2 separate regions of the Mus musculus genome follow, and region 1 is linked to region 2. Evidence: chromatin loops called from intact Hi-C (ENCODE). Cell type or tissue: left cerebral cortex. All regions are shown on one strand. Each heading gives the region's core, and the rest is flanking DNA. Links, peaks and the distances in the headings are about the cores only.

What was found. Hi-C counts contacts between places; a loop is a spot of excess contacts. Peaks named below come from ENCODE experiments on the same cell type or tissue, not always from the same donor. Only the 100,000 strongest peaks of a DNase experiment are listed, where the experiment ranks them.
Region 1: a loop joins it to region 2, with 2.4 times the contacts of the local background. A loop is called at or near these places in 2 of 42 quality-filtered maps.

Annotation. Positions count from the first base shown.
Region 1 is chr13:6,330,832-6,346,994 of GRCm38, reverse strand. No RefSeq gene overlaps it. Among named protein-coding and RNA genes, the nearest start is that of Gm35671, 31 kb to the right of the region's middle. In left cerebral cortex, for the core only: a CTCF peak has its summit at 7,438; DNase peaks (open chromatin) are centred at 5,705, 6,223, 6,543 and 8,559; H3K27ac peaks cover 5,039 bases.
Region 2 is chr13:6,252,565-6,268,727 of GRCm38, reverse strand. No RefSeq gene overlaps it. Among named protein-coding and RNA genes, the nearest start is that of Gm35615, 29 kb to the left of the region's middle. In left cerebral cortex, for the core only: no CTCF peak of the experiment used is centred there; DNase peaks (open chromatin) are centred at 5,253, 7,102 and 8,193; H3K27ac peaks cover 1,466 bases.

The DNA of each region.
Region 1 (16,163 bases), core at 3,380-11,379, 79 kb before region 2:
CTGCTCTCAAACCATCTGGCCCCATTATTTTTTGACTGGGAGACTTTTAATAACTGCTTTTATTTCACTCAGGTTTATAAGTCTGTTAAAATTGCTTATCTGTTCTTGATTTAACTTTGATAAGTGGTATGTATTGAGAGAACTGTTCATTGCTTTTAAATTTTCCAATTTGATGGAGTGCATGTTTTTAAAGTATGTTCTTATGAGTATCTGGTTTTCTGTGTTATCTGTTGTTATATCTTCTTTTCATTCTTAATTTTGTTATTTTGGATACTCTTTCTTGGTTTTTTAGTAAATTTGGATAAGAGTGTTAATATAACTGATTTTTTTTTTTTTAAAGAACCAACTCTTTGTTTCATTGATTCTTTGTACTGTTCCTTTTCCTTTGTTTTTATTTTATTAAGTTCAGTTCAGGGTTCAAGTATTTCTTGCTGTCAACTACTTTTGGCTGTGATTTCTTTTTTTCCCTAGAGCTTAGAGGTGTGTTGTTAAGTTACGAGTATGAGTTCTCTCTGTTTTTATTTTTTTCCTCTGTGTGTAGGTGTTATGAATGCAATGAAGGATAGAACCATTTTCACTGTGTACCATAAGTTTGTGTGAGTTGTGTATTTATTTTCATTCAGCAGTATGAAGTCTTTAATTTCTGTCTTGACCTATATGACACTCAAAGAGAGTTGTTGAGTGTTTATGCTTTCTCTTGTTGTTGATATCCACTTTATTCTTGGTGCAGATAGGATGTACAGTGTTTTTTCAATTTTCTTGCATCTTCTGAGATTTGTTTTGTGTCTGAGTGTGTGGTCAGTCAGTTTTGGAGAAAGTTCAGGGAGGTGTTGAGAAGAAGGTGTGTATGTATGTGTATGTATGTGTGTGTGTATATATATATATATATATATATATATATAAATGCTCTGTAAATATTTGTTAGGTCCATTTGGTTTGTAACATCAGTCAGCTTAATCATGTCTTGTCTGGATGATCTATCTGACTCTTGGAGTCATGGGGTATTGAAGTCTCTCATTTCACAGTATGAGGACCAATATGTGATTTAAGCTGCAATAGTGTTTTCTTTTCTCTTTTAAAAAAATGTACCTAGGAGTTATCTGTGTGATTCATGGATGTTAAGAAGTACAATGTTCTCTTGGTGGAATTTTCCTTTGATGAGGATGTAGTTTTCTTCCCTATTTCTTCTGATTAGTTTTGGTTAGAAGTTAATGTTGGTTTTAAAATGGCTGCATTCCAGCTTCCTTCTTAGGTTCATTTGCTTGGAATATCTTTTCCATCCTTTTACCCTGAAGAGATATCTCTCTTTGCTATTACTGAGTGTTTCTTGGATGCAACAGAAGGATGGAACCTGTTTTTGCATCCATTCTGTTAGTCTGTGTCTTTTTATTGGAGAATTGAGACCATTAATGTCATATGATTTCAAAAAGCAGTGTTTACCTGTTTCTCCTCTTTTGAACTGCTGGACTGGGATTATTTATTCCCTGTATTTTCTTGGGTGTGGTTACCTCTTTAGGGTGGTGTTTTACTTTGAGTAACTTCTGAATGTCTGGATTTCTAGATAGATATTGCTTAAAATTGATTTTATCATGGATTGTCTTATTTTCTCTATCTATTGTGACTGAAAGTTTTGCTGGCTATAGTAGCCAGGGTTGACATTTGCAGTCTCTTAGCACCTATAGAAGATTTGGGCCCTTCTGGCTTTTAGAGTCTCCATTGAGAAGTCAGATGTTATTCTTAGAGTCCTGATTTTATATGTTATTTGATCTTTTTTCTTGCAGGTTTTAATATTATATATGTGTGTGTGTGTGTGTGTGTGTGTATGTGTATATATATATATATATATATATATATATATATACACACACACACACATATATATATACATACATATATATATATATATATATATATATATATATATATATATATATATTTGGTGTTCTTATGTTCTTGAACATTTATAGGTATCTCCTTTTTTAGGTTATGGAAATTTTCTTCTATGAATTTTGGAAAATATTTTCTGTGCTTTTGAAATGAATTTCTTCTTCCTTCTTTATTCTTATTATTCTTAGATTTGGCATTTTTACAGTGTCCTAGATTTCCTAGATATTTGGATTTAACATTTTCTTTGCCTAAGGTATCTATTTCTTCTATTGTGTCTTCAGTATGTGAGATTCTCTCTTCCTTTTCTTATATTCTGTTAGTAACCTTGCCTCTGTGGTTTCCTAACTATTTCGTTTCCATATTTCTGTGCAGTTTGGGTTTTCTCTATTGATTATTATTTCCACTTTCCTGTCTTGAGATTTTTTTTCCCATCTCCTTTCACTGTTTTTGCTTTCATAGATTTCTTTAAGGAAATCATTTATTCACTCTTTAGGGACCTCTATCATAATTATAAAGGTTATTTTAAGCTAATTTTCTTGTGTGTCAGCTCTATTGCAATATTCAGGGCTTGCTGTGTTAGGGTTGCTGGGCTCTAGTGTAAGACAGGTTGTCCTAGCCATTATTGACTGTGTTTTTATACTAATATTTATGTATCTGGGAGTGGGAAGATTATAATTCTAGTTGCTGACATCTGGTTTTGTCTTTATTAACTATTTTGTTCCTTGCTTTCTATCACCCTGCCCTTTCTGATTTGTAGGAGAGGGGCTATATGTTGCCTGGTAGAAAATTCTTCTGGAATCCTAATGATGTGGCCACTTGGAGTTCCAAGTTAAATGTGTTTCTAGTTACTGTGAGCTGACATGTAGGAATGGGGATGGGCTAGGAAGGAGGCTTTCAGAGGCTCTGCAGGAGAGGTGACATCAGGATATTTTACCAGGAGCTACTTAATTCCCAGAGAACAGAGGCAGAAAATGAGGAGAGGTCTCAGCAGGCTTCAAAACTGGGAATGATAATGGGGATTAGATTTGCAGGAATTTAAGGGGGAAGTGAAGGCCTGCAGTTAGCCTACCTGTTTCAGTGGTCAAAATGAAATTGACAGGCTCTCAAATCAATCCATTTTCTTTAAAATTATTTCAATACTTAATGGGAGAAGGTTTTTGTTAGTTTTCTAAAAAAAATTTAATTTTTATTGTGTTTTTCTGTCTTTGAAACAAGGTCTTCAGACCAGATTGGCTTGTCAGTATACAGTTTTTCTACACTTAGGCTGGCATCAAACTCACAGAAGTCTCTGCGTATGGGTATATAGGATATGTGTGTGTGTTTTGTATGCACATGTATTCTGTAGGCATATCCATGACATACCTACACATGAATGCATATACATGGAGGCCAAAAGTTGACAGTGAGTATCTTTTATTACTCCTCACCTTATTTCCTTGAGACAGGGACTCTCAAGCCCCAGAGGTCCTCCTGTCTTCCCTCTCCCTGTGCTGCCAATAAGAGTCTACTTGGTCACACCTTATCATTTTGGTCCTAGAATTTGTAGTAGATGAAGCTGATCTCAAAGTCATAGAGATCCACCTGCCTCTCTCTCTTGAGTGCTGGGATTAAAGGCACGCGCTGCTACTACTGAGCACAGCTTGGATTTTATGTGTGTGCTCTGGATTCAAACTCAGGTGCCCACTCTTGTGCAGCCAGCACTCTCCTGCCAGGCCATCTTCTCAGCCCCATGTCGCACAAAAGTTGCTGTCTTGGGTTCAAAGTAAGCACATTAGCATCCTCTATGGAACTGTCTTTAACGAATAGTGCGACACTTTCCCTTGGTTTCTTCTTTGCTTTTCCGTTTTCCTTCAGGACCAGTTTCATAGGACACTATAAAAATGCTTAGGTAAAATGGGTCTTAACTGTCGTGTGGGTCATTTGAAGTGTAGTTAACCGAGTTCTTACTTCAGAATGTCTATTGTTGGCTTCTAGAACCATAAAACTAAAATGTGCCTTTTCAGTTTTACAAACTTCCTGAATGAATGGATATTCGATACCTGCTTTCTTCAAATGCTTTCCTCTCTTCTCAAGCTGCTAGTCTTTTCTTAGTATTTTAGGTAAGTTTCTCATCCTTCACCATGGAACACAGGGCCCTTCAGGATGGGGTCCACACACTTCTTACTGACTCTCTTCCACTTCTCAGTCACTGTTTTCCCACACCGCATTTTAAAAAATGTCAAACAGCACTTTTTGAAACTGCAGTAAGTGACTGTGTCCCTCTTACTTTCTCCAGCATGTGCCCATTTTTGTCTTTGGTAGATCTTGGCAGGGTTTTGCCCACCTTGTATAAAAAGGTAGCCTGCCACAGCTATGTAACTATTGGGTGTTGGATAGTGCGCTCCTATCTCAAGATCCTGAAACAGTCGCAGAAGCACTAAAGAATTAAGGAGCACCAAAGGTCAGTCCTGCACTGGAGCAGAAAATGAAAATCTGGCCACCTTCTCTTCCACAATCTTGTTCCATTAATGGAAATCACCAGAAGCTCGGGAGTCCAGGAAGGCGATCACAGCACCCAGCTTCCTAAAGCACAGAACAGGGTGGAGAAGGTACTGGATTCATCTGCAGGTGATGCATACTTTGTCAGGTATGATTTCTGGAAACTCTGATGTTCCCTTAAGGTGGAGAAATGACTGCTCCAGGCTGTTCTACCACTACCACCCATAAAACTGCACCGTGCAACTGAATACTTTTTGATCTCCTCCATGGACACTTGATTGAGTGAAGTAAGGTACTGTATGAATCCCTGATTTGGGGGACTGGTGGTGTCATTTTAGCTGATGACAAAGGCAGGCAACCATGAGTTGAGGGTCACCATAGAGCTAGGCTGGAGGAACGCAGATATGTGAAGGTGGTGGTGGTGGTGGTGGGGATACTGGAGAAGCCTTTACTAGGAGTAGAAATTACAATTCAGTTCCAAAGGGAAGAAATTCTTTCCATTTGTTTAATTCTTCTTAAATTAAAAGAGTACATTTTTATTGCGTATATATTGGCACCATTTTCTTTAATTCCCCTTTCCCATTTCTTCTGTTTTTAAGAATAGATTGTGTTTTGAAATTTAAACTTATTTTTGATACGTTTAAAGGTATAGATAGTGCAACCTGATTTACTTGAGCACCCCTACCCTACCTCTTTGTTTCCTTTGCCTTGAGAAACGTCTTATTCTACACTGTATGGCTCAGGCTGGTCCTCAGCTTGCTCTATAACTCCAGATGGACTTGAAGCCACAGTAACCCTTCTATCTTAACCCTAGGCACTGGCTTTACCTGCATGAGTCACAAGGCCAGACAAGAAACTTTTTCTTTTTTGCTGACTCCTACTTTGGAGATCATGTGTATTAGATTTATGTATCTCATTATTCTTATTTAAAATCCATATGTAATACTTAAGTATCTAAAATTCTGGCTTCATAAGCATTCTTTATGAAGAGTTTCCCTATTGTTCCTCCCCATGTGAGTCTGAGATGGCATGTACTGTGATACCTTTATGGTACACACACACACACAATTTTCAAATGAGGACATTCATTACAATTCATTAAATTTGCTCATAAAATGAGCTTGATATCCCTCGGGCTAGGTCCATTAAATGAATCTATTTGGCTCAATTATGAATCAGTTTTTTTCTTATATTCAAAAGGCAGCTTCTATGAGTTACTGTGAGCAAAGAGGCCTCACAAGACAGATTCAGGAATGCAGCAGCCAAAACCCAGGGCCTGCACAGAAATTCCTGAATAAAAATATCACAGAGGGAGAGGGAGGACCATATGTCTGTCTGCTGGTGTTCTGTGCTTGGCACCGGCTGAGATCCCAAGGGCTGACTTGTGCAGGAGGTAATTATATCATGGCACATCGTGCTTAGAGGTGTTGACTGCAGAATCTGTGTGAGCTAGTGACACAGGCTCTTGCAGGTTGATCAGAGAAAATCTATTTTGCTATTACCCACTGAAAGATGTGAGACACTTTCATTATCTTTAAGAAGCTACAACTTGGATGATAAAAACTTAGATGCAAGGTGTTCTTCTATATTCCCTTTACTTCTAAAATTAAAAGCAGTCCCCCAACATGGCTCACTGTATTCATTCCGATTTCTATCTCTTCACTTCTTTTTAAATTTCCCGAGGTGGAGCATTATTGTTATGGTTACTGTAGACGAATTTTATAGCAATATCAAAATGATAATACATGTATAGTAGAGTATGTATCTCACGCTAGCCTTGAAAACACTATGTAGTTAAGGATGATTCTGAGTGTCGGGTCTTCCTATCTCCACCTCTTAAGTTGCATGGATCATATCAAGGCCATGTGCTACCACCTTCAGTTCATGTGAGACTGGAGACTGAACCCTGGGCTTCACAAATGGTAGGTGAACACTCTGAAAATTGAGCTACATGCCCAGCCCATACTGCTGGTGCTGGTACTACAAAATAATAATAAAATACATTTTTAAAAGTCACATGAAATTACAGTAGGAAGAATGCTTGTTCTCAGAATATATGGCACCAGCAGTGTCATTTCTATAACTTGTCTCCATTCAAAAGTACATCCCTGGCGCTGGTAGTTTTCTAACACTCAGTGGAAAATGTGCCCTTTGTCTCTCGCCAGGTGTGTCGCATTTCAGGTTATTTGCTCATCTGATTTCACAGCCTGGGGCTGCCAGCACAGCAGTGAAAAGCTGCCAGCACCCATCATGTGGCAAGAGCAGAGGGAGGAAGGAGCTGTTCACAAGTGACAGCTGAGAATGCCTGGAGGTCTTAGGGTGAGAGCACGTGACCCGCTTCATGGAAATTAACCAAAGAGAAAACCCAGAAAGAACAGCATGCAATTCGATGGGCAGGTATTCTGTCCCACAATATTGATTCTGAACATCATCTCCTGAGGATTCCTCGCTTAATTCCTGGTGGGCTTTGGAGACCCAGAACATGCTCTAAAATGATTTATAGTTACCTATAAAGTAAAAAATAATCTAATAAAAATACACTCCACTATCTCTTAATACTTTTAAATCTTCAGCAAATTTTAAATAGTGAAGGAAGGAGGTTATTGGAAGAATGGAAACTCATCACATCAGCTTGTCCCAATGAATTTTCATTTTTAAAATGTCCTTGCTTGAAATCATCTTTAAATATGTGTATATGTTTGTGTCTGCATGTATGTCTTGCCCATAGAGGCCAGAAGGAGTTGTATCCTTTGGAGCTGGAGTTATTAGGTGGTTTCAAGCTCAGCACCAAGGGTGCTGAGATTGAAATTTGCAACCTTGGCAAAAGCAAGTGCTCTAAATTGCCCAGCCATCTTTGCAGCCCCCTATTAAAAAAAAAGTAAGATGTATGTATGTATGTATGGTGTATGTTTGAGAGCCCACATATGCTATAGTGCAAGTATGTAGGTAGGAGGACAGCTTGCAGGAGTTGGTTCTGTCCTTCTACCATGCTGGTCCTGTGGGTTAGACTGCGGTCCTCAGGCTTGGCAGCAAGTGTCTTTTTCTGTTGAGCCATTTCACCAGCCCCTAGTGGATTTTTACAGGCATTGTTATTATCATCCTTTTGGATATCTACCCTAATGTCTTTTGTAATTTGATTTTAAAAGTATTATTTTTATCAGTATAGTCACAGGAAGTTGTAAAACTAGTTTGCAGTCTCATTCCTTTTAGCTGGCTTCTCCCCATGATGTCATCCTATATAGTTGTAGTCAAAAGTCAAATCCAGGATTTGGATTTTGGGGTTTCTCTTGCTCTTAGCCAGAAGGTGGGGAGGCATTTACCCTAGAGACATTATAGTTTACTGTGTCACATAGACCTTATTTGGCATTTATCTATTTTTACATTTATTTGTTTGTGTGTAGGTATGTGTAGTGTTATACAATCCCCCCACGCCCAGAAATGCTCACTTGTGGTGCTCCTCCACTCCCATCCCTGGTGCCTGTCCCCTGGCCACAGTCACTGTCTCCTCCATCTCTGGTATCATTTTGAAAATGATAAATAAAAAGCAAACACCAGGGGACCTTTCAAGGTTGACATTTTCCACCTGGAGAGCTACCTCACTGCAGCGTATGTTACAAAGCAGCTGCTTTTTCCTGTTAGTCACCATCCATTTTATGGGTGAGCTGTGGTGTCTATGGTGCCTTTCAGGCATACCAGAAAGAAGGTTTGAATCCTTTTTTTTTTCTGGTACGAGGACAGATTTTGTACTTGTCATGTGCATGCTCAGTCTTTCCTTCCCAGAGAGCATGCCCTAACCTACACTTGCAGAGTTACATGAGAAGTTCTTGTTTAGTGTTGCAAGAAAGCAACATATTCTCTTGAGGGTGGTCCCTCCTCAATGCCCTGCATGAGTGGTTCACCTTCCCCTCATCATCACCAGCAGCTGGGATCCTGAAACCATTTCATTTCAGTTTCACTGATTGGCAGCAACTGGCAGCCCCTCAGCTACTTCATTACATCACACCAATGGCTAATGGGGTTGGGCTGATTTTAATGGTTAGTCTCTTACTTGTATCCTTTGTTCTTCAGGGAAATGCTCTCTAAGTGAGTTGTTTAGATTTTACTGTGGTGCTTAAAAGCCTGAAGTTGGTCTTTTTATCCATTTTCCCAGTTTTTCCACAGCATCTGATTTTGATGTTGATAAAGCTCACTGTCCCAGTTTCCCCTTATGGAGTCGGTGTTCTATTCTCAAACTATTCAACTGACTGAGATCTGAAAATTGTGTTCTAGCTTCCCAAAAACTTGAATTCAAATTTGTGATAAGCACTGAGTCTGGCATGGCCTTGGTGGGGACAAAATGACATGTTTCCTGTTCCTGGTACAGAACCAGTGAACATGGGTCTCCTCAAGAGGCAATGGCTGTCATCGGCATAAGGCTTATTTGTATAATGTCCATATGTTCACATTTCTTAGAGGACTGTCCTCCCTGTTAATGTTAATGACTCCATGATCACCTGAGACAGCATGAATCTGAGAGGTCGAGGTGTGGCTAATGTCTCAGCAAAATAGTAGACACTGGGACCTTCAGGACAGTTCTTAAGGCTGTGGAAAAGAACTCTAAAAACATGAGTTTGAAAGTATATAATTTCTCTCCATTTTCTGAAATCTTCGATTTCTTTCTTGAGAGACTTCAAGTTATTATCATACAGGTCTTTCACTTGTTTGGTTAGAGTTACCCCAAGATATTTTATATTATTTGTGGCTATTATTTTTCAGCCTGTTTATCATTTGTATAAGGAAGGCTACTGATTTATTTCAGTTAATTTTATATCTAGCCACTTTGCTGAAGTTGTTTATCAGCTAGAGAATTTCTCTGGTAGAATTTTTAGGGTTGCTTATGTATGCTAACATATCATCTTCAAATAGTGAAACCTTTATTTCTTCTTTGCCAATTTGTATCCACTTGATATCTTTTTGTTGTTCTATTATTCTAGCTAGCACTTCAAGTACTATATGGAATAGATATGGGGAGTGAAGAGAAAGTGGGAAAGAGCCTTGAACTCATTGGCACAGAAGGAAATTTTCTAAACAGAATTCTAATGGCTCAGGCTCTATGATCAAAAATTGATAAATGGGACCTCATGAAACTGGAAGTGTCTGTAAGACACTTTCAATAGTCAATAAGACAAATTGGCAACCAACAGATTGGGAAAAAATCTTCACTAACCCCACATCTGATAGAGGGCTAATATCCAAAACATATAACGAACTCAAGAAGTTAATCAACAAAAAACCAAACAACCCAATCAAAAAATGAGGTAAAGAACTGAACTGAGAATTCACAACTGAGAAATCTGGAATGACTGAGAAGCACCTAAAGAAATGTTTAAACTCCTTAGTGATCAGAGAAATGCAAATCAAAATGACCCTGAGATTCCACCTTACACCAATCAGAATGGCTAAGATTAAAACCACAGGCAGCAACACATGTTGGAGAGGATGTGGAGAAAGAGGAACACTCCTCCATTGCTTGTGGGATTGCAAACTGGTACAACCACTCTGGAAATCAATTTGGAGGTTCCTCAGGAAATTGGAAATAGATCTATCTGAAGACCCAGCAATAGCACTCTAGGGAATATACCCAAAAGATGCCCTACCATGCCTTATTTGTGATAGCCAGAAGCTAGAAACAACCCTGATGTTCCACGACAGAAGAATGGATACAGAAAATGTGGTTCAATTATACAATGGAATACTACTCAGCTATTAAGAACAAGGACATCCTGAGATTTGCAGGCAATTGGATGGAACTAGAAAATATCATCCTCAGTGAGGTAACTCAGACCCAAAAAGACATGGTATGTACTCACTAATAAGTGAATGTTAGCCAAAAAAAAAAAAAAAAAAAAAAAGAAAGAAAAAGAAAAGAAAAAGTACAGAATACCCAAGGTACAGTCCACAGAACTCAAAAAGGTCAACAAGCTGTAGTGCCCAAGTGAGGACATCTCAGTCCCACTTGGGAGGAAGAAGAAACCAATCAAAATTGGGGAAAGAAGGAGGGACCTGGGAGGGAAAATGGACTCCAGGGCAGGGAGGGATTGGGAAGAAGAGGGGGAGCTACTCTTGTATTGGGTGAGGGAAAAGGACTGAAGACCTGAGGGCCAGCAGAAAGAATGGAGACAGTTAACTTTGGGAGATAGGAGGTTGTGGGGACCCTCCAGAATTCACCAGAGACCTGGGAGGTGAGAGATCTCAGGATGCAGGGGGGGGGGGGCGCTTAGAGGAAATGCTTGATAGTAGGGAAAGGGAACTTATAGAGCTCACCTCCAACAGGAAGACAGGAAGGCATCAAATGACAGAGAGGGGGACCATCCCACAGTCACAACTCTGTTCCTGTCTGAAAGAATTACAGGGATGGAAATGGAGAGGAGCCTGAGGAAAAGAAGGTCCAGTGACAGGCTGAAAGTGGGATCCAGCTCAGGGGAAGGTCCCAAGACCTGACACTATTACTGAGGCTATGGATCACTCACTAAAATGAATCTAGCATGACTGCACTGTGGAAGATCCAACAAGCAGCTGAAAGAGTCAGATGCAGATATTTGCATCGTTAACCAATGGATGAAAGCAGCTGGCCCTTGTTGAGTTAGGGAGAATGGAAGAAGCTGAGGAGAAGGGTGATCTCGTACGAGGGCCAGCAGTCTCAATTCATCTGGATCTCTGAGATCTCTCCAACACTGGACCACCAAACAGACAGCATACACCAGCTGACATGAGGCCCCCAGGACACATATAGTAGAGGACTGCTGGGTCTGTGTTCATTCAGAGATGATGCACCTAACTCTCAAGAGACTGGAGACCCCAGAGAGTTTACAGGTCAGGTGGGTTGGCGGGTGGGGGACATCCTTATAGAGACAGGGGTGGTGAGGAGGTATGGGATGTGAAACAGTTAGAGGGAGGATGGGGTGGAGGTGGAATAGAATATGGAGTGTAAAAAAATAATTAATTAAAAAAGAAAGTATGTAATTTCTCAACTATGCCAAAAATAAAGATGCAATATGAATTACGTGAGGGGCTTCATGAATCTGAAGGAGCAAAGGCAGCTGCATTAATGGGGCAGCTTGTCAGAAAGATACAAAGGCAGGCATATTCTGGAGTTCAAGGTCAGCCTGGGGCACAGTGAGTCCAAACACAGGTGTGGTAGAAATGAAAATTTCAGGGCAGAGTCTGTCTCAGCTAGTTTATCCTCTGTATTTAGCAGAGGCGGGCAGATCTCTGAATTCTTTCAAAAGGAAATGTATGCTTGCTGTTTTCTAAGAATTAAGGGAGGACTGGGATCATGGGATGCTGATTCATAGAATACTGTCATGGTTTGTATATTCTTGGACCAGGGAATGGCACCAATTGGAGGTGTGGCCTTGTTGTAATAGGTGTGACCTGGTTGGAGTAGGTGTGTCACTGTGGGAGTGGGCTTAAGACCCTCACCCTAGTTGCCTGGAATTCAGTCTTCCACTAGCAGCCTTTGGGTGAAGATGTAGAACTCTCAGTTCTGCCTGCGCCATGCCTGCCTAGATACTGCCATGCTCCCACCTTGATAATAATGGACTGAACCTCTGAACCTGTAAGCCAGCCCCAATGAAATGTTCTTTTTTTTTTTTTTTTTTTTTTAAGACTTGCCTTGGTCATGGTGTCTGTTCACAGCAGTAAAACCCTAACTAAGACAGAAAATTAAAAGACTAGATTAATTCTTAGGATCAGTAAAAGACTAGATTGATATGTAAAATAGGAGCTAAAGGGAACTGCAACCCTATAGGTGGAACAACAATATGAACTAACCAGTACCCGGGAGCTCTTGTCTTTAGCTGCATATGTATCAAAAGATGGCCTAGTCAGCCATCACTGCAAAGAGAGGCCCATTGGACTTGCAAACTTTATATGCCCCAGTACAGGGGAACGCCAGGGCCAAAAAGGGGGAGTGGGTGGGTAGGGGATTGGGGGGGTGGGTATGGGGGACCTTTGGGATAGCATTGAAAATGTAAACGAGGAAAATACCTAATAATAAAAAAAAAGTTTGTATTCCCTTAGCAATGTAAGAAAAAAAAAAAAAAAAGGATGGCAACTCCATCTTGTTTCTTGGGACCATTTGCTTAGAATACTCTGAGATAGTGTCTGTCTCTGTTATAATACCAAATACAGGTTTGTTTTTTAATTTTTGATGTATTTTAGATATCAAAAATAGGAAAATTCTTTACATCAAATAATGTGTATAGTTCTATCTAAATGGTGTAAATTTTACTTTTAAAATTATTTTGTCATTTTTGTATTGAAAATAATTTCTGTTGTAAAAGCAAAAAAAAAAAAAAAAAAAAGACTGGACTTGTGATCTGCAGGAGATGAGATATCCAGAGAATTGTTTAGATTAGCAAAAGAGAGTTGCTTGGAGAACTCTCTCAAGCAAAGGAGAGAGAGAGAGAGAGAGAGAGAGAGAGAGAGAGAGAGAGAGAATGAGAACTGCCTGGAAATCTCCAGAAAAAGCAGATCAGAGAGAAAGCACACTGGAAAGCTGTCTCCAGCAGAGAATAGGCCATCAGCTTGGACCCACAACTTGACTTTGATTGGCTTGTTTTCTAAGCTCCCTGACATCCCTTTCCTCAGAACCCCTCTCCAAATCAAGGGTGGTCCTTGGCAGGTATCTTTACATTAATTGTTTCATACAATATAATGTTCACAGTTTTACTCTTTGTTTTTCTCATAATCCATTAGCTAACTGTGCCTGTTTCTCTTTTATCTATCACCTGCCTTATCTATCTATCTATCTATCTATCTATCTATCTATCTATCTATCATCTATCTACCTAATCTAATCTATCTATATCTCCATCTATCTATGTCATCTATCTATCTATCTATAGCTACCTATCTCTAATCTGCCTATCAACCTTATGTGATATATACTTATATGTAGGCATGCATCTATTTATCAGCTGTTTATCTGTCATCTGTATATCTATCATATGTATCTGTCATAATTATCTATCTATAATCCATCACACACACACACACACACACACGTGCGCTCGTGCGTGCGTACTCACCACACACACACACACACACACACACACACACACACACACACACACAGAGGTGTATGTGTCTATCTATCTCATAGTTCCAGAACTGTTTTTCTTTGTTTAATTGTGCCAAAACACAGGGTATAACCTATACTAGGCTCATCATTTATTAGCTGTATTGTTTGATGCCAGGAAACTCTTTTCTGTATGTAAATCCCATGATATTCACAGAATGTCTTTATCTTCATAACTAGAATTTTACATATATTAAACAACAGTCCCCAAATTTTTGTCTCTTCAGCTGTTACATGTGAGTGGGACATCATACTCAGGTACTCATGCTTGCAAGCCAAGCCCTTACTGACTGACCACCTACTAAGCCCTCAAATGTAATCTTGTAACCAAATGTTTCTCTTCTTTCAGAATGAATAACATTTGATTGTATGTACAGACCACATGGTTTACCCAAAGGAACTAAAAGCAGGATTCTGAAGAGATATTAAAATGCCCATTTCTTACAAGAGCATTGTATGCAAAGCTTTCGGCAGCACATTGTTTAGAAAAATAGCCTTTCTCCCAAATTGCCTTTGTTCCTTTAACAACCTATCTCGTGAGTTTATGCTATTCTGTGCTTGGGTTCTCTTCTTGCTTGGGCTGTGTGTGTTTCTCCACCAGTGTCATACTCATTAATCATTATATCTTTGTAATAAATCTAATAAGGCATATCTTCCAATTTCAAAGAATTATTTAAACTATTCTACTTTCTTATTTTTCTATATCAATGTTAGCACAAATAATTCTATGGCTATGAAGCACTGTGTAAAGACTGTGAGAAGAACTTCTTTGCTCAGGGAAAAGTAATACATTAACTTTGCTAATCCTTTCAAATACTGAATATGCTTGGCTTTCCACTGCTCTAGATCTTTAATTTGACAGTCCTCCACCTCATGGTGTGTGTGTGTGTGTGTGTGTGCGCGCGTGTGTGTGCGTGTGTGCCCGTATGTCCATGCTTATGCAGACTTATAGGTGTGCATGTGATGTGGATGGGTAGAGATCACCTTCTGGTTTCATTCCTCATAAATTATCCATCTTTCTTTGATATAGAAAGAAACTTGGGGCTCACTAAGTAGGTTAGTCTGTCCAATGGAGATTAAAAGCATATGTCACCATGCCAGGCTTTTTACATGGGAGCGGGGCATCATATTCAGGTATTCAGACTTGCAAGCCAAGCCCTTACTGACTGACCATCTCAGCTTTCCAATGTGATTTTCAATTATGCACAGAACTTCTTTTTTTAATGATTGGTTGAAATTTATGGAACCATTACTAAGCAGCACAAATGACTGAGACTGTTTCCAGTGATGTGTTAAAACTGGCTTGTTCCAATGCAAGTGAGTCAATAGCACACAACCCCTCCTAGCTCTGGGCTCAGTTTTGTCCTCTGGCACCTACAAACTGATCCCAGGAAGAACATTTACACCATGAAGTTGACCAATGCTGTGAGAAGATTTTTCTTTCCCTCCTTTCCCTTTTCCTTGCTTCATCTTTTTCTCCCTTCTCTCCTCCCTATTTCCCTGTCTTCTTACCATCTTTTCCTTACCTTCCTTTTCCATCTCCCTTTAAAGGGTGACCAACATGGAGAGGCAGACCACAGAGCCTAGCTAACAACTGGCTCACCCACACAGGGGAAGATTAAACACTTCCACCTACTTCACTTCATGTCTCTATAGAAGGAAGTGTTGTTCCCACTATGAATTCTCTCTCAAACTCATGACCTTTATTTCTTAAATTGCACACACACACACACACACACACACACACACACAAATTGCACACACACACACACACACACACACACGCACACACACACGCACACATGCACACATGCATGTATATACACACACACACACACACACACACACACACACACACTCACTCACCAAGGCTCAGTCTGTAGAATTATATTTATATATGATTTCAGAGATGACCATTTGATATTAGATAACCAATTGGGGGCCCTTTGTTGGGAAGAAACTAATTATTAACCACTCCCGTGATTTCTTAGTTGGCTGTAATTGTCATTGAGGCATTATGAAATTTTCTCCTTCTGTGTTAACATGAGTTTTGTTATATTCTTTATTCATATACAATTAAAAACTCTATCTGGAAATGTTTCTTATTACAGAAAATTGGTCATGGTAAACTCTTTAGTCTTGCTTGGAGGAAGAGACAGGGTGGCATGGTATCTTTCAAGGCCACTGTCAAATCTGTGACTCTGTGATTAGTATAAATAATTGATGCTCCAGATTGACATCATCCATACCCCTCCCACATCCAGGGCAGATTAGATTCATGAAGACAATTATTTTGTAGAGAATTCCGTGTTGCAGACACCAGGATAGGGTGATTAGATACTAGGATATTTCTCTTTGTGCTGCTGTGAAGTGAGTTGAGGGTGTTTGAACCACTTTGTCTCAGGTCTCCTCTATAATTCTCCCTGCAAGCTCTGTGCTGATTAATGTACACTGATTTACTTGCTCCTTTTTGTTTCTTGCTCTTAAACAATAGATCATTCTTCAAGTCCCTTATTTTAGTCCCCAGTTGTATCAGTCTTGGTAATTTACATAGAGCTATATTGCAATGTTACAGAATCTGTTGTAATTATCATTCTGTGCTAGTAAAAACAACAACAACCACACACACACAGAGACAGACACACAGACACTGAGAGAATGGTTTTTTCTGAAAATA
Region 2 (16,163 bases), core at 3,893-11,892:
GCTTTACAAGGTATGTTTGGCCTTAAACTTTCTCTAGTGTTAGAAGCCCTTTTGTTCCTTTTCACATGTTATCAAGTGGTTAAGGCAGGGCTGAAAATTCTGGATGAAATTCAGGGCAATCTATCAGAAGTAAAGCGGGGAAAGAGAGTAGGAGCAAAGAGGAAATATGGTACACAAAATAAGTATACAGGCCTTTCCACGGGTCTTGAACCCGAGGAAAAGTTTAGGTCAGGTAAGAATACCTGGGGAGAGATTAGAAGGAAAGAAAAGAAAAAAGATCAATTAGCGGAGGTTTCTAGGAGAAGGAGCCTATACTCATCACTAGATGAGCTCAAGGAGCCAGTTCTTAATAGTTCTGAATCAGATGAAAAGGCTATTAGGGCCTGGAAGGCGCTCTCCCGAGCAGGTGAAGCCACTGGACAACTAACAAAGATCGTCCAGAGACCTCAGGAGTCATTCTCAGATTTTGTGGCCAGAATGACAGAGGCAGCAGAGCGTATTTTTGGAGATTCAGAGCAAGCCGCACCTCTGGTAGAATAGCTTATTTATGAGCAAGCCACGCAGGAATGCAGAGCGGCCATAGCCCCAAGAAAGAACAAAGGTTTACAAGACTGGCTCAGGGTTTGTCGGGAGCTTGGGGGACCTCTCACCAATGCAGGCTTAGCGGCCGCCATCCTCCAATCCCAAAAACGCTCCATGGGCAGAAATTAATCAACGCATAGATCTTGTCCAGGAAAAACTAGATGTATTATGGCAAATAGCTCAGCTGGGATGTGAACAAAAGTTTCCGGGATTGTCCGTTACTTCCATTCAGTATGAGAAATTTACTAGGGCAGCTAATTTGTTAAAAAGTCTTTCTCAGTATATGTTACAGAATTGGACGGCTGAATTTGAACAGACCCTTCGGGAATTGAGACTTGCCATTATTCAGGTCAACTCCACGTGCTTGGACCTGTCCCTGATCAAAGGATTACCCAATTGGATCTCCTCAGCATTTTCCTTCTTTAAAGAATGGGTATGGGTGGGATTATTTGGAGATATACTTTGCTGTGGATTAGTGTTGCTTCTCTGGTTGGTCTGTAAGCTTAAGGCCCAAACTAGGAGAGACAAGGTGGTTATTGCCCAGGCACTTGCAGCTCTAGAACATGGTGCTTCCCCTGATATATGGTTATCTATGCTTAAGCAATAGGTCGCTGGCCATTCAGCTCTTGCACCCCACGAGGCTAGTCTCATTGCACGGGATAGAGTGAGTGTGCTTCAGCAGCCCGAGAGAGTTGCACGGCTAAGCACTGCAATAGAAGGGCTCTGCGGCATATATGAGCCTATTCTAGGGAGACATGTCATCTTTCAAGAAGGTTGAGTGTCCAAGTGTCCTTCTCCCCAGGAAAAACGACACGGGAGCAGGTCAGGGTTGCTCTGGGTAAAAGCCTGTGAGCCTAAGAGCTAATCCTGTACATGGCTCCTTTACCTGCACACTGGGGATTTGACCTCTATCTCCACTCTCATTAATATGGGTGGCCTATTGCTCTTATTAAAAGAAAAGGGGGATCTGTGGGAAGCCGCCCTCACATTTGCCATTATAAGATGGCACTGACAGCTGTGTTCTAAGTGGTAAACATAATCTGCACACGTGCAGGGGCAGTTTTCCCGCCATGTGTTCTGCCTTTCTCATGATGACAACTGGGCCAATGGGCTGCAGCCAATCAGGGAGTAATACGTCCTAGGCGGAGGATAATTCTCCTTAAAAGGGACGGGGTTTTGCCATTCTTTCTCTTGCTTTCTTGTTCTTTTTGCTCTCTTGCTCTGGCTCTTGCACTCTAGCGCTCTTGCTCTCTGGCTCCTGAAGATGTAAGCAATAAAGCTTTTGCCGCAGAAGATTCCGGTTTGTTGCGTTCTTCCTGGCCGGTCGCGTGAACACGTGTAAGAATTCCATACAATCAAATGTCCCCGTGACACACAGAGGAAAGATAGAGAGGGTATCATGTCCCTCTTTGATGTCTGAGAGTTGTGCTCAGTGGGCATATTTCCTCTTTGTTCAAGAAAAGGATTCTTTGAATAAGGGTTGGTAAGTGGATGTAGAAGGAAAAGGTGACAAACTGAGTCTTACAAGGGCCTACTGGCACAATCAGGAGCTTTTAGGTATCATTTGATTCTACAGAATCAACAGGAGTTTGACTGAAGTCAAGCACATTTTCATTTCCAATAGAGGAGCTGTGAGATGTCTCAGTGGGTAAAAATTCTGGCTGTCTAAATATAGGGACCTGGGTTTGGATCTTAGAGCTCAGGTAGGAAAACAAAAAACAAACAAACAAACAAAAAACAGACAACCACCAACCATAACAAAGAAACAAACAACTCTACCAAATTGTCTTAGGGTTAGCATTACCAAAAAGTAAGTTGGGGAGGAAAGGGTTTATTCAGCTTACTCCTTCACATTGTTGTTCATCACCAAAGGAAGTCAGGACAGGGACTCAAACAGGGTAGGAACCTGGAGGCAGGAACTGATGGAGAGACCATGGTGCTGCTTACTGGCTTACTACTCATGGCTTGCTCAGCCTGCTTGCTGACAGCATTCAGGACCATTGGGTGAGGGATGGCACCCTCTACAAGGGGGTGGACCCTCCCTCAGCCATCACTAAGAAATTGCTCTACAGAGGAATCTCAGTTGAGGGTTCCTCCTTTCATATAACTCTAGCTTGTGTCACATTGGCATAAGTCTAGTTAGCCCTACAAGGCTTGCCCTCACATGCCTGTAAAGCATGCTCTGAGGTGGACAGAGATGGGAGGCTCACTGAAGCTTGCTGGTACGTAGCCTTGCAGTGAGAGACTGTCTCAAAACCAACAAAATGGAGAGTGATACAAAGCAGGATAGCTGACATCTTGCTCTGGCCTTTGAAAGTGTACTCGTTTGCACACATGCATACACCAGAATGTGTACATCACACACACGTGCACATACACACACACTCCAGCCACATAAATAAATAAATAAATAAATAAATAAATAAATAAATAAGATGCAGAGCACAATTAAGAAGGTGGTTTAAGAGTGGGCTAGTTTGGGAATGAATTTAGGCATGAAGCAGAAATTTAGCACATAGAGGTGAGAATATAAACCACAGGAAATGGGAAGACGTCTAAGGAGAAAGGACAGTCATAAGACGCTTATGCCTGACTCCAGGGAGAGTCCCATCCTGCTTAGGCATCTTGATACTAGTGCTCTGCTCCAACATTACAGGGAGAACAGGGATTTCAAATGCAAGCTCTTTTATTTCATTTATTGAAAGGGAGAATAAAGATTGGTGGAGATTTGTGTATCAACCAAGGGAATCATTGAAAATTGTTGAAGACGAGTTATGACTGCGTGAAAATTTGCTAAATTGTTTTTTCTAATACAGCACGTTCAGAATGCTCTGTTGTACAATGTCCTTTAAAATAGCAAATAAATCAGATGATATCTTCCTTGAATCCCAATTAGACTTACTAGTTTGAGATATTTTGAAAGTCATTGTGTTCATCTAGTCAACCAGGGGCACAGAAGGTGGCATCTTAATGACTCAGGTTCAAATCTTGGTTATTCCATGACCAGCTGTTGAGCTTTTGTAGCCTCTTTGACTGGAGTCCTTTCAATGTCATACAGGGATTAAGATGTAGCACACCCATCAGCAACTAGAACACTGTCTAGGATAACACAAGCATCCAGTGAATGCCTAATGCATGCAAGGACAAGGAAGAAAGGCATGAATGAATAGGGGAGCTGGCAGTAATTATATTTCATAAGCATCCACATTTTTAAAAGTCAGCTTTAAGACCACATGGAATGAGGGTTCCTCTTCTGCACTCATATCTTGCCCTTCGTTTAGAAATGGGGAACACAGAGTCTGGATTGTTGGGTTTTAAGAATCAAGGCTTCAAGTCATACTCCATGGTTCTCCTTTGTCAATTAGCATTTAGGAGACTATTTTTGTTAAGATTTGTATACACAGTTTGAGAGTTAAAAAAAAATAACGAAGTCTGATTTAGAATGAATGGCAGGTGTGGATCAGATCATGGAAACAAAATACTTCAGAATGGGTGGTTTAAACAATTGGAAAAAGTTTGCTCACAATTTCAGTCTGGAAAGTTCAAAGTCAGAGACAGCAGTTTCAGAATGTCATGAAAGTCCTGGTTTTCAGAGGGCGGTCTTCTTGCTATGTCCTCAGAGGGCATCGGAAAGCAGAGACAGGAAGAAAACAAGGATTCCAGGTTTTATTTTAAACAGGAATCCCATGCAAAAGTACTCCACTTCTTGACCACACCACCCACCCAACCCCATCTCCAAACATAGTTATTCTGGAGGCCAGGGTCTCAGTACATATTTTGAAGATTCAGAAATCTTAAAGTTATAAGTGATGTCATTTTTTTTAAAGAAAACAGTCTGCAATATTTAGCACAACACCTGGCATTTACTTGCTAGAAGCTTATCATTTAATGAACTAAACTTATTTTAGATAAATTCTAACCATAATTCATATTATACTTGACTTTGGAGAAATGTTTACTGTGGAATGGGAACTGCAAAATTATCTAGGAGCTTTTCACAATCGCTGCCTGTGATAGACATATGTATGAACATGCAAATGTACACATAAATGAACACATTAATGCATATATACACTCATCACCACACACACACACAAACACACACACACACACACACACACACTATGCTCACAAGTACATGGATGACCTAGTGAAATAATCACATCTTAGCACATTCTAACCCTCTGGAGTGATGATGCACAGAACTATGGAAACAGTTCTCTAAGACACATGCATTATTACATCACACACTGCTTAGTTTCCGCCTTGTTTCAATGAAAACACCATGTAGTACCTTTCCCTGTATTTGAGACAAGGTCTTGCTATGTAGACTTCACTGGACTGGTACTCACTATAAAACCCAGGGTGGTTTCAAACTCATGGTAATCCTCCTGCCACATGTTCCAAACTATTGAGACGACAGGTGTATACAACCTTTTCTGGCCTTGTGCAACCCTTACAAGTCAAGAGACTATAACAATCTTAATCATATTAATTGACAAATACTGTTACCTTGGGGGGGGCACTAATTAACCAGTGTCCTAACACAGGAATCTCACACTTACTGACTCCAGGAATAACATATGGTCTTCTCCATACCAGGTGTTCTAACATCCCACTTTGTGCATTCTGAGGCTGTGTGGGATGAGTGCCATACGTATGCTATGTTACATGGCCACTCAAACAAACATATCTTACCCGGAGGCCAAATGAAGTCATTATGGAGATGAGTAGGCTATTTACGTCTACATGCAATGATGAAACTGTGCTTTCACAAGACAACTGATCTGAGGCTGTGCATGGGTTCCAGAACCTTCCTGGTTTTGAGCAAAGCTTCGTGGATGTGCACATCTTGTTCAGTATTGTGCTAATTCACATCTCCTTCCACATCAGCACAGACCTTCAAGGCTCCATCAGATCAACCCCTAACAAAAGCTCAGCTTTCCCAGGCTCAGTCCCCACTTTCAAGTGATGCCTTTGTTATCTGAAAGCCTTTAAAGTGAGCACGCCCCCCCCACCCAACCTTGGAGATGAGTGTTGCTGCAAAGTGTAGAAGGCTGCTGGCCCTAAGGAGAAGTGTGGTAATGTCCTCTGCTAGTGGCACAGTGAAGTAGCTAAAGGAGCTCTAAGAGTAAGAAAATTGACTCTGGGGAAAGAGCCCCTTGTCTGGATGCTCTCCAGATAGTCTCCAGTGACATTATTGCTCTCGCTGGAGTGTGTCAGACTGCAAAGGATATAAAGTGAATGGGTAACAATATGTGCTATGTAGGGACAGACAATAGTCATTAAATCCCAAACTTTCAACTTGTTAGATGCACAACAACAGATAAGGTATTCAATGTCCTAAATGCTTATTTTTCTAATTTTTAATATTTGTTAATTATGAAGTGAGTGCATTGCTCATAGGGATTCTTCTGTCAATGTTGGAAGGTAGGAGGATGAAAAGATGGAGAAAGAAACAGGGAGGGGAGAAATAGAAAAGGAAAGAGAACAGAGTGAAGTCCACACTTGCCTCTGATGATGCTAATCTTGATTGTCAATTTGACATGATCTAGATCAATCTTGGAGACAACTTTCTGGGGGTGTCGGGGAGGTAGTGTCTAGATTACTTTAATTAAGGTAAGAAGACACACACTAAATATGTGAGCCACCATTTCCAAGGCTGTGTGTAGTTCCAGAGAATGGAAGGAAAGCTACATCTGAGTGCCAGTGACTGGTGTTCATCTTTCTCCGCTTCCTGACTGGAAATACAATGTAACCAGCCACTCTCACCATGTGGGGAATATACCCCAAATTGTACCCCCAGATAAACCTATTCTTTTCTTGATTTTTTTTCTGCTAGGTTTTAAGAGTCTCAAGAACAAGGATGGTAATAACCACACCTCTACGCTCTGTCCCTGCCGGGTGAGCACTGAGCAACTCAGGGTGAAACACAATATGAAGAGGACAGTACTCTCTTCGGTGTAGTATCAGAGGAGCATTTCACAAACCCAGCTCCGAGTATTCACAGCAAAAGTCTCAACTCAATATTCTTTTCACTTTGTGTGAAAACAATGGGAGCTGATGTTTATAAGCCCAGAGAAATGGCGAGCATTAAGTATTGCTTGTTAATTTCAGATTACAGTAGAAGGGATGATAACAAATGGAGGCTTCTCCCTGGTTCTTATTTACCTTTCGGGTAATATATGAACAAAAGGGAGGTGATAAAATTAGAAGACATCCCATTTAAAACAGCTAAGAGGAGCATTGTACTGTTTACATGCCAAGCAATTACCTGGTATAAGTCTTTGCTACAGGATATTATTGTGACAAACAGTTTCAAGTAAGAATTAGGCATTCATAATAAGAACAACAGGTGTAGTCACAACATTCCAATCGAATTACAAACCCTATCCATCTGCATGCAGGATGCTTATTTAAACTGCAAAGTAAAGAAAATACAGCCTGAAATCTAAAGCTTAGCATCTCCCAGTTTCACTAACGCTCTCAGTTCCACTTTGACTGTATGAGAGGAACTGTTCTTTCTGTCCACACGCTTTAGTTTTTCTATTCCAGATCATTTCCATTTTGCTTCAATACTTAATGTATTACATTCACTCTTCCTTTAGGAGTTCTGTCTAAATTAACTTGAAGAGAACAGCACCGCTAAGAGTATGTAGACATTAAGGATGATGAAGGGGTTGCCCTGGTCACAAAACAAGATGAGTCAACCTTCAATAATGTTGGCGGCAGTGTCTCAAATTATTGGCTACACTGAAAAAAATAACCAAATCTCTTTCTATGTTGTTATGTCTTTTCTTATAAACTGGTTGTAGCCAGTATAAATAGAACCCATTCTCTAAAATGTCTGAATTTAAATTCTATTAGGGAAATCAGCCAGCAGTCTAAAATGACTGACTGTTGGGCTCCCCTTTTCTCACTGTCTTCTTGGTAACAACGCACACTACAGACCAACAAGGACTTTGGTCAGATCAGTAATTTACCATTGTAAACACTACAACAGCAACAACCAAAATCCAAAACAACTGTATTTACTGATTTCTAGTCTGTTAAATTAATGTAGAAAAAGGTGCTTATGTATATAGATACAACTTGACTAAGCCTGGCTTGTCTAAACTGTTACATAGTTAGAATTACACCTTCTAGGAGGCAGTAAGGTAGCTTATTCAGAAAGCTTCTTAATATTTATGAATTGACAATGCAATGTACATACATAAACATATTTGGTATTAAGTATGGATTTACATAATTCTTTAAGTCTGCTTTTAATATGAACCAAATGAAAACAACCTTGTGCTTATTAGGTTGTTTATAATACCTTTGCATTCCTATTGAACATGTTGTTTTGCTTTGCTAAACTGAATGCAAACTCAGCCTAAGTAGTCATCAAAATAAACTGACTTTTAACATTTTCGCACATTTTAAAAATCACTCTATAGCTTGAGGAGTAGGGCTGAGTCTATAAATGAACCGTTAGTCATAGATATAAATATTCTTTTTGTTTTTAAAGAGTGCCAAGAAGGCAAGGAATGAGCAAGGATTCTATTTCCATATTCTGGAATATTTACCAAGGGAATTTCAAAGCACTCCATTTTACCAGCTGCCCATTCCCTTGGGAGCCATTACTAAATTAAAGTGAAGTTCAACATTCACACACACACACACACACACACACACACACACACACACACACACACACAGTGTACTAAACATTTTCCCTTTGAGATCAACAGAGGTATTCTCAGAGGAAAGTTGAGCCAGTCCAGCAAACATCACTCCCACTTCCGTCATTGCTAGTCTCCTCAAGTTCTATATCCCACACTCAAACTAACTGCTTCCTGCCTCATGGTTTTTCTGCTCCTGATTTCCAGTTGTTGTCTGCCCTTTGCTCCTTGTTCTTAGCCCTATAATTGCCTTATTTGGACAACTAATCCTCACCCAAATTCTAATCTCTGTTCTCCTCCTGTTTTGCTTCTAAAGAAATGTGATTCCTGCTGATGACGACAATTCATCTGTTTGTGATTAAACACTTCCTGGATCATGAAATATCATTTCTGGGAATCTACCCCCAAGAAATAGATGTTCATATGTCAAAGAGATATCCACAAGCCCATGTTTCTTACAGCAGCACTTTTTAAATTAGGCAGAGTATGGAATGAGCAGAGGTATGAAAGAATGAAAGAACAGATAACTGGATAATGGATATATACTGTTCAATTTAATGTAGAAAGATAACTTCTACATAACCCCACTTATAGGAGATATCTGAAAATGTTGAACTTATGAATGCAATATCAGAGTGGTAGTTATAGTGGTTGTGAATGTAAGACTCTGGCGAGCCTTAGGTTAGTAGGGACTCCCTGAGTGAATGACACAGAGATGGGAATCAATGCAAATAGCAAGAGGGATTTATTGTTTCAACATGTTGAGGTCGCCCTGCACATGGAGAGAGAGAAAGGCCATGCGTAGCCTGTCCAGCGAGCCATACAGTTCTACAAGTAGCAGCCATTAGGCACAATGTGATTCGCAGAAAAGTATGACTTTTAAACTAATTGGTCTATAGGGAATGAGGTGGGTGGCCAATGATAGCAGAATGTGCCTATGAGATCTGGTGGTCGGTTCCTCCTCCCTGTGGTCTGAGGAATGTAATTAGTCCCTCCCTTCCAGAGGGGAGGGGTCCTGTAGAATTTTCTAAAGTTCCTGAGCTGACCTCTTCATGAGTACGGTTTTGGAAAGATGGAGGAATGTTGGTCAAATCAACAAATTTACAGTTAGATTAGAAGAGTAAATTCAAGAGGTCTATTGTATAGTACAGCGAATATAATAAGTATCAATGCATCATGTTCTCAAAATATTCAAAACAAGAATTAGAGGGAAGTCATAGAGTTGTGATGAACACAGAAAGTATAAAAACAAAAATGGAAACAAAAAACCCATGATGGCACATGATGGTAAACTCCATTAATTGGGCAGCTCAAGCAGAAAGATCTCACCTTACAAGCCCATGTAGTCTACCCAGAGGATTCATGTACAGCCTGCAGAATTTAGCAAGACTCTGCTCCAAAATGAAAGTAATTATAGCAACAATAACAAAGGGTTGAAGATGTAGCTCAGTAGATGAGTACTTAGCATACGCATGGTTCTGAGTCCCACATCTAACATTGCTGTCAGTCAATCCCACATGTAGCTACTTTGTGCTATGGTATTCAAAGGTCAGGAATGAGTGCTCAAAGTGACTTTGGCCTTGTCAAGACAATAGATACTGTCTGTGCCTTGTAGATGAAAAATTCAATATGAACTGAAGTAATCAGAATCTTCAGAGGGCCTGACAGAAATTTTCTTGATGTTGAAAAATAGAATCAGACAGTCACAGAGAAAGGCTGATGGCAATCTTGTTGAAGAAAACAGAAGAAAAAAATACTTAGGGTGGCTTCTAATATGAAACAGACCAGTGTGTTGGCTTACTGGTTATCTCCCACTGTGCAATATGTTGTCTCAGTATTGGCAGCTTGAAACAACACACATTTATCATCTGACATATTTTGTAGAACATGACTCTTTGTGGAGCCAAGCTGGCCCAGGGCTCCTTAGAGGCTCACAATTAGGGTGGAGTTCTCGTTGGAAAGTTCTACTTCAATGTCCTCTGCTTCTGAGCTCCCTTCCATGGATATAGCCAGGATTGTTTCTCCAGGATTGGTAGACTTATCTCCAGTCTAAATTAGTAAAATCTAGACTGTTAGCTGAGACAACCCTATTGTCCTCACCCAGTGGATCCTCTAATAGATAAGGCATAGAAGAAAGCCAGGGAGAGACAAAAGGAGGCAAAACCTAATCATAACCTAATCTCAAAAGTGACAACTCTCAATACTGTAATAAATAACAAAGGATTATACAGAAGAGATGAGGATCATTAGGGACAAATTATTTTCCATTAGATATTTTCCATAAACTTCTCAGGATCCTGCACTTGGTGCTAAAATTATATATAAATTTCTTTGTGTGTGTGTGTGTGGTGTGTAATCTTAGTGGATATACTCTGACTAATGTCCAAATGGCTCCACTGCCATGACTATGACAAAGCATCAGGTCAAAACCTCATACTTCTGAAAAGACCTTAGACAACATATTAACAAGTTTGATTAGAGCCTGGGCCAGGGGGCTGGAGGTGGGTCAATCAGTAAAGCAGCTGCCTTATAAGCACAGAGATCCAAGTAGGATTGCCAGAACCTAAATGAAAATTATGGGCATGGTGAAGGCATGCTTTTGCAATCCCTTTGCTAATGTAGCAGAGATAGGTGGATCCTGAGGGCTAGCCAGGGTAGCCTAATTAGTGAGCCTCAGGTGAATGATAGGCCTCATATTAAAGAATGTAGACAACATTTCTGGTTTCCATATGCATGACCATATAATCTTCCTTCCTTCCTTCCTTCCTTCCTTCCTTCCTTCCTTCCTTCCTTCCTTCCTTCCTCCCTCCCTCCCTCCCTCCCTCCCTCCCTCCCTCCCTCTCTCTCTCTCTCTCTCTCTCTCTCTCTCTCTCTCTCTCTCTCTCTCTCTCTCTCGTATTCAATACTTTCATATTCAGTGGGTCTCATGGGACATTTTTGTGGTTTTCTGCAAAAAGGCGGAGGATGAGTTTTGGGAAATGTTTCTGTCATGCAGAGTTCTACAGAAGCCTTTACTATGTCTTGTATGCTCTAGGGAAAGGCAAGTCCATTGAGTGGGTGATCGTGAATGTTTGCCTTGCCCTAGCTTGTCTCCTTACACTGTACATGAAGGCTGAAAGGCATCTTTGTAGAACTGTCCATAAGCAGACATGCATTTCTGGTATAGCACAACCTTCCTCACTCACTACTCCAGCGGTGGACAGGGTATAGCTCTGACTTTGGTACATAAAACTAAAATGAGTCATCCAAACCTATCTGAATGTTACTATGCTGTGATATGCAGAAAAGACAAAGTTTCTCAAGTGCTTCTGATTTAGTTAATGGTCCTGTATCTGCCTTGTATCTGAGACATTATGATGGTTTTTCTCTGTAATGTTCTCCCCATGAGGTCAAGATTTTAACATGTAATCCAATGTTTGTAGCACCATGCTGAAGGCTAGAAGTTTTTATAGATTGGTACCTGAGTTGTGGAAATAGGTTACTATGGAGATACTCACCACCCTTGATTCTCATCTCATTTCCTCCACTATTTGGTTAGGTATTGTTCTAGCTCAAATTTTTTTGTTGCTATACCAATAACCTAGCCAAAAAAAAAATCACTTAGGGGAAAAAGAGTTTATTTAGTTCACAGTTCCTGGTTACAATCCATCATAAAAAAGAAGGCAAGGTGGCAGGAATTTAAAATAGCTAATCACATCCCATCCACATTCAAGAGCAGAGAAAGTATCAGTGTAAACATGATTCTTCATGCTCAGCACCCTTGCTACACTTACACAGACAGAACCTCCTGGCTATAGCATGGTGCCACCCACTGTAGACTAGGTCTTTCTATATTAATTAATAATTAAGACCCTCATAGACATGCCCACAGGAAAACAGATTTAGAAGATTTCTAATTGAACCTCTCTTCTCAAGTGATTCTAAATTATGTCTACTAGGCAATTAAAACTGTGACAGCCCTCATGTAAAAAAGCGTTTGCCACATGCCACATTGTTATGAAGTGCTTGAGTCCTCTGAAATCCTGAGCAAAAATAAACCCTTACTTTAGGTTGTTTATGTCAGGCTGGAGTGATGACTCAGTGGGTAAAGTGCTTGGTTGCTATATAAACATAAGGACTTGGAATTTAGATCTCTATCACCCATGGAAAGGCCAGGCATAGCAGCACATATTTCCAACCTAATTAGGAGTCAGAGACAAGTGGACTCCAGGAGTTCACTGTTCAGTAAGCTTAGCCAAACATCCAGATCAAGGGTCAGTGAGAGACTTTGTTACCACTCCCTCAAATAAGGTAATGAGTGATAGAGAAAGATAACCAATGTCAACCTCTTTTCTCCAAATGTGCATGCACCACACACATACAGATTTTTATGAAAAGTTGTTTCTGACATATATTGGTCATGATGAGAACAGTTAACTAATGTGAAGGTTAACACATACTTGCTTACCTCATTTCCTGCCTTTCAGGAGTCTTATTCTTATCTTGTTGGATAGAAAGCAGGACATGACTCAATGGTAGTGTGGTTATATTGACTTTAACCTAAGTGCTATGGAGGTAGTCCAAGGCAGAGGAGTAATTCTACTAGAGGAATTATACATATTGGGAAATAGGTAGGACATGAGATATTTCTCAAGTGACATATAATCAACTCCTCAGATGATGTCACTGGATGAGTATTCAGATTTCCCATCAGGGGATGGATCCTACACTCTATATTAAAAAGTAATGTCAAATCCCTGTGGTCTTACTTTCTACTATTCTCAATGCTCCCATGGCTAGATGAAATACCATGGGTAGCCAATAGTAGTAGCGATGTGTCTCTGTGCTTGAACGCTGTTTGAAGACAAACCTTCTTGAAGACTTTGTATGAGCCTCTGCAAGGGAAAGGTCTGGAAAGACAATTATACGCAGTGCATTTCAACCCATATGGCTGAGTCATGTAGAGAAAAGGATCAAGGTCACATTGTGGGGATATCCCGAGGTGCAGGACAAGGAAGTTAAGTCCTCTTCCTTTCACCCAGCTGGCTCATTCCCAAGGCAGAATTGCCAGATGGATGAACTCATACAGATCTAAAAGGAACCATACAAATGGTTGTTTTATTCGCAGTCATCAGATGTCAATTTCACCTCTCCTTATACTTCTGTCTATAGATAATTTGAACCATTTCAGGTGATAAGAGGCCTGTTAAAACCATTATGTTGTTGTTGTTATTGGGGTTTTTGTTTGTGTGTGTAGTGTGTGTATGTGTGTATAAACTGTAACTCATTTATTTTCACAAGACATTACCCATAAATTGTGTATTGAAATCCTATGGGCAAAACTCCCACTAGAATTTGCCTCCCTTGGCAGATGAGTAAGCCGACACATTGCGTGCTAACCTCATAGTTTTCTCTTTATAGAAAAATCAACCCCTTGGGGGAAAGCAGACATCATGCCTCTTGTATCCTCAAATCCTGAGAACTCGTAGGCCTGAACTAAAAGAGCTGGAAGATCCATCTTGAGGAATGTCTATGACCTCTTGGTGTTTGTTCTTTGGCTGTCAGATTTGTAAATACCTCCACAGTCTCACTGATGGAGTGCATCCTGCTTGTTGCTGATTGTGGACTCTGTGTGACAGGCCTGCTGAGAGCTCACTGAGAAGACAGGAATGTGTTAGGGAGTCACATTATACTTAGAACATTACACGTGTCATTGTACCTCAGTCTAAATACAAACTCAGGCTCCTAACTTTATCCAATTTCTACAAATAAATACATTGGTTATTTTTCTCATTCCTCTGACTACAAAACTATACAAAAGCAACTTAAGGGTCAAAAAGATTTATTTTGGCTCATGGTTTCAGAGAGGAAGTTCATCATTGGCAGGAAGGCATGGAAAACTAGTTCAATGGATGTGGGAATGGAGAGCAGAGTACTTCAAACATGGTGAAGCAAGAATCAAAGTATCACCTTTAATGTCTTGTGCTTACCAGATAGGAACAGCACCCAGAGGATCCACAGTCTGTCAAGGAGCATCACCCACTGAGGACCAATCACATGCACCCATTGGAGGCAGTTTGCATTCAAATCATGAAGAGAAGGAAAGCAACACTTTTCTTGGGTTTGGTGACCTTCTAGAAGTTTCACAGGCTCTAAAAAATGAAGTTGTAATCCTACTTATTTCATCTAGCTTGGAGTCTGCCATTTGCACTGGACAGCTCACCTGTCTCATGGACACCACAGCAATTTTGTTTCCTCTGCCTATTAGCCTCAACATCAATCTCTTTCTCATGCCTTCCTGTACATCAAACTCTCTACCTCAGTTACCTTCTTCTCTGGATGGGAATCTAGGTCTACTCCTTATTGTCAATAGCTTGAATCTGCTTTCTCTCCACTTTCTCCCTCATTAACAAGACAATGTGGTCAATATCTCTTTTGCAAGTTATTAAGGAGATGAGATGAATTGCTTCTTATTAACATTGTGTGTACAGTGTTAGTATGTAGTGCCCATGCCCTGGTGTGTATTTGAAGGTTAAAGGACATCTTTGTGAAGTTGATTCTGTGCTTCCATTTTTTCTATGGGTTCCAGAGATTGAATTCAGGCCACAAGGCTTACACAGTAAGAGCTTTTCGAGTCTGAGCCAAGTCCCTAGCCCAAGATGAAATGCTTCTTATAGATTTCTAGTTCCTTCACTCTCCTTACAGAGAAGTGTTATTCCTAAACCTCCTACACATGAGTATCCCCCAATTAACGTATCAAAAGGCATATTGGTGTAAACATAATTCAGATTAACAGCCCAAGGCACACAACTTCTGTTCAAAGAAAACCTTTCCTTCAATATGTGAACTTCAAAGGTTTAGAGGCCTGGAGATTAACTGGCAATAATGAGATGAACAAAAGAGTCAGGATTTATACATGTATTTGAACAACCATTCAATAAATAGGAAATATTGGAAGATAAGCAGCTGAAGGAAGGTGATACTGATTTGTGCTAATTTTTTGAGGTGGTATCATGGTGGGGAAAATATCATGGTTGACTGCTACATGGTAGAAAGAGAGAGCTAAAACCATGTGCTTGTATATCACATGACTCATAAATATAAATATTTTTAATAGAAAGGGGTTTAGCTGTTATTCTCAAGGCCTGAGCCTCCCTTCCCAGGTAATCTATTTCCTGTAATCAGAAAATAGATTCCACAGCTTCCCAATTTCTCATGACAGCACTGCTCCTAGCTGTAGAGCAATTGTTCACACACATGTGCTTGTGAGAAACATTTACATTGAAACCATAATGGTCCATGAAGACTCAAGAATGAAGCAGTTTATGTATCATTCTTAACAACCCAAACCACCAGAATAAGAGCTTCCATGGAAACCTACGTATAACTTTTTTTTCTTTGTTTTTGTTGTTGTTGTTTGCTTGTTTTATGCTGATGTTCCACTGAACCTACATTTCTACTTCTTGGTGCTAAGAGTCGTATTTTTTCTTTTTCAAAAAGAGAAAGAGTTAACAGTGGCTCTAGTTCTTAGAATATCTAGTCATGTTTAAATATCATTTAGTTCTGGGACTCCTATTAGGAAGTTTCTTGCTGAAAGTAATTTTAGTTCTTTCTTTCCAGAACCTTACAGTTTCTCCTGGTTGAAGCAAGAGTGTAAAGCATAGATAGAAGAAAAGTATCAAGGTTAATGTGCGAAAGGAACCACTTTGCAGAAACTTGTCCCATCAGGGCTCTGTATAAGAGACAAGGGATGCAATCCCAAAGAAAGCAATGTACACATGTCATGAAAAGTAAGTTCTACTTACTGACATAGAAAATCCTGGTATGTGTTTCTGTTGGAAAGGAAAGACCCAGGATTTGAGCATTGGACCAGACCCAGTTCTCTAGCCCTCCCCTTTCTTTGGGGCTGATTTCTTCATTCTTAATAAATTGTTTTAG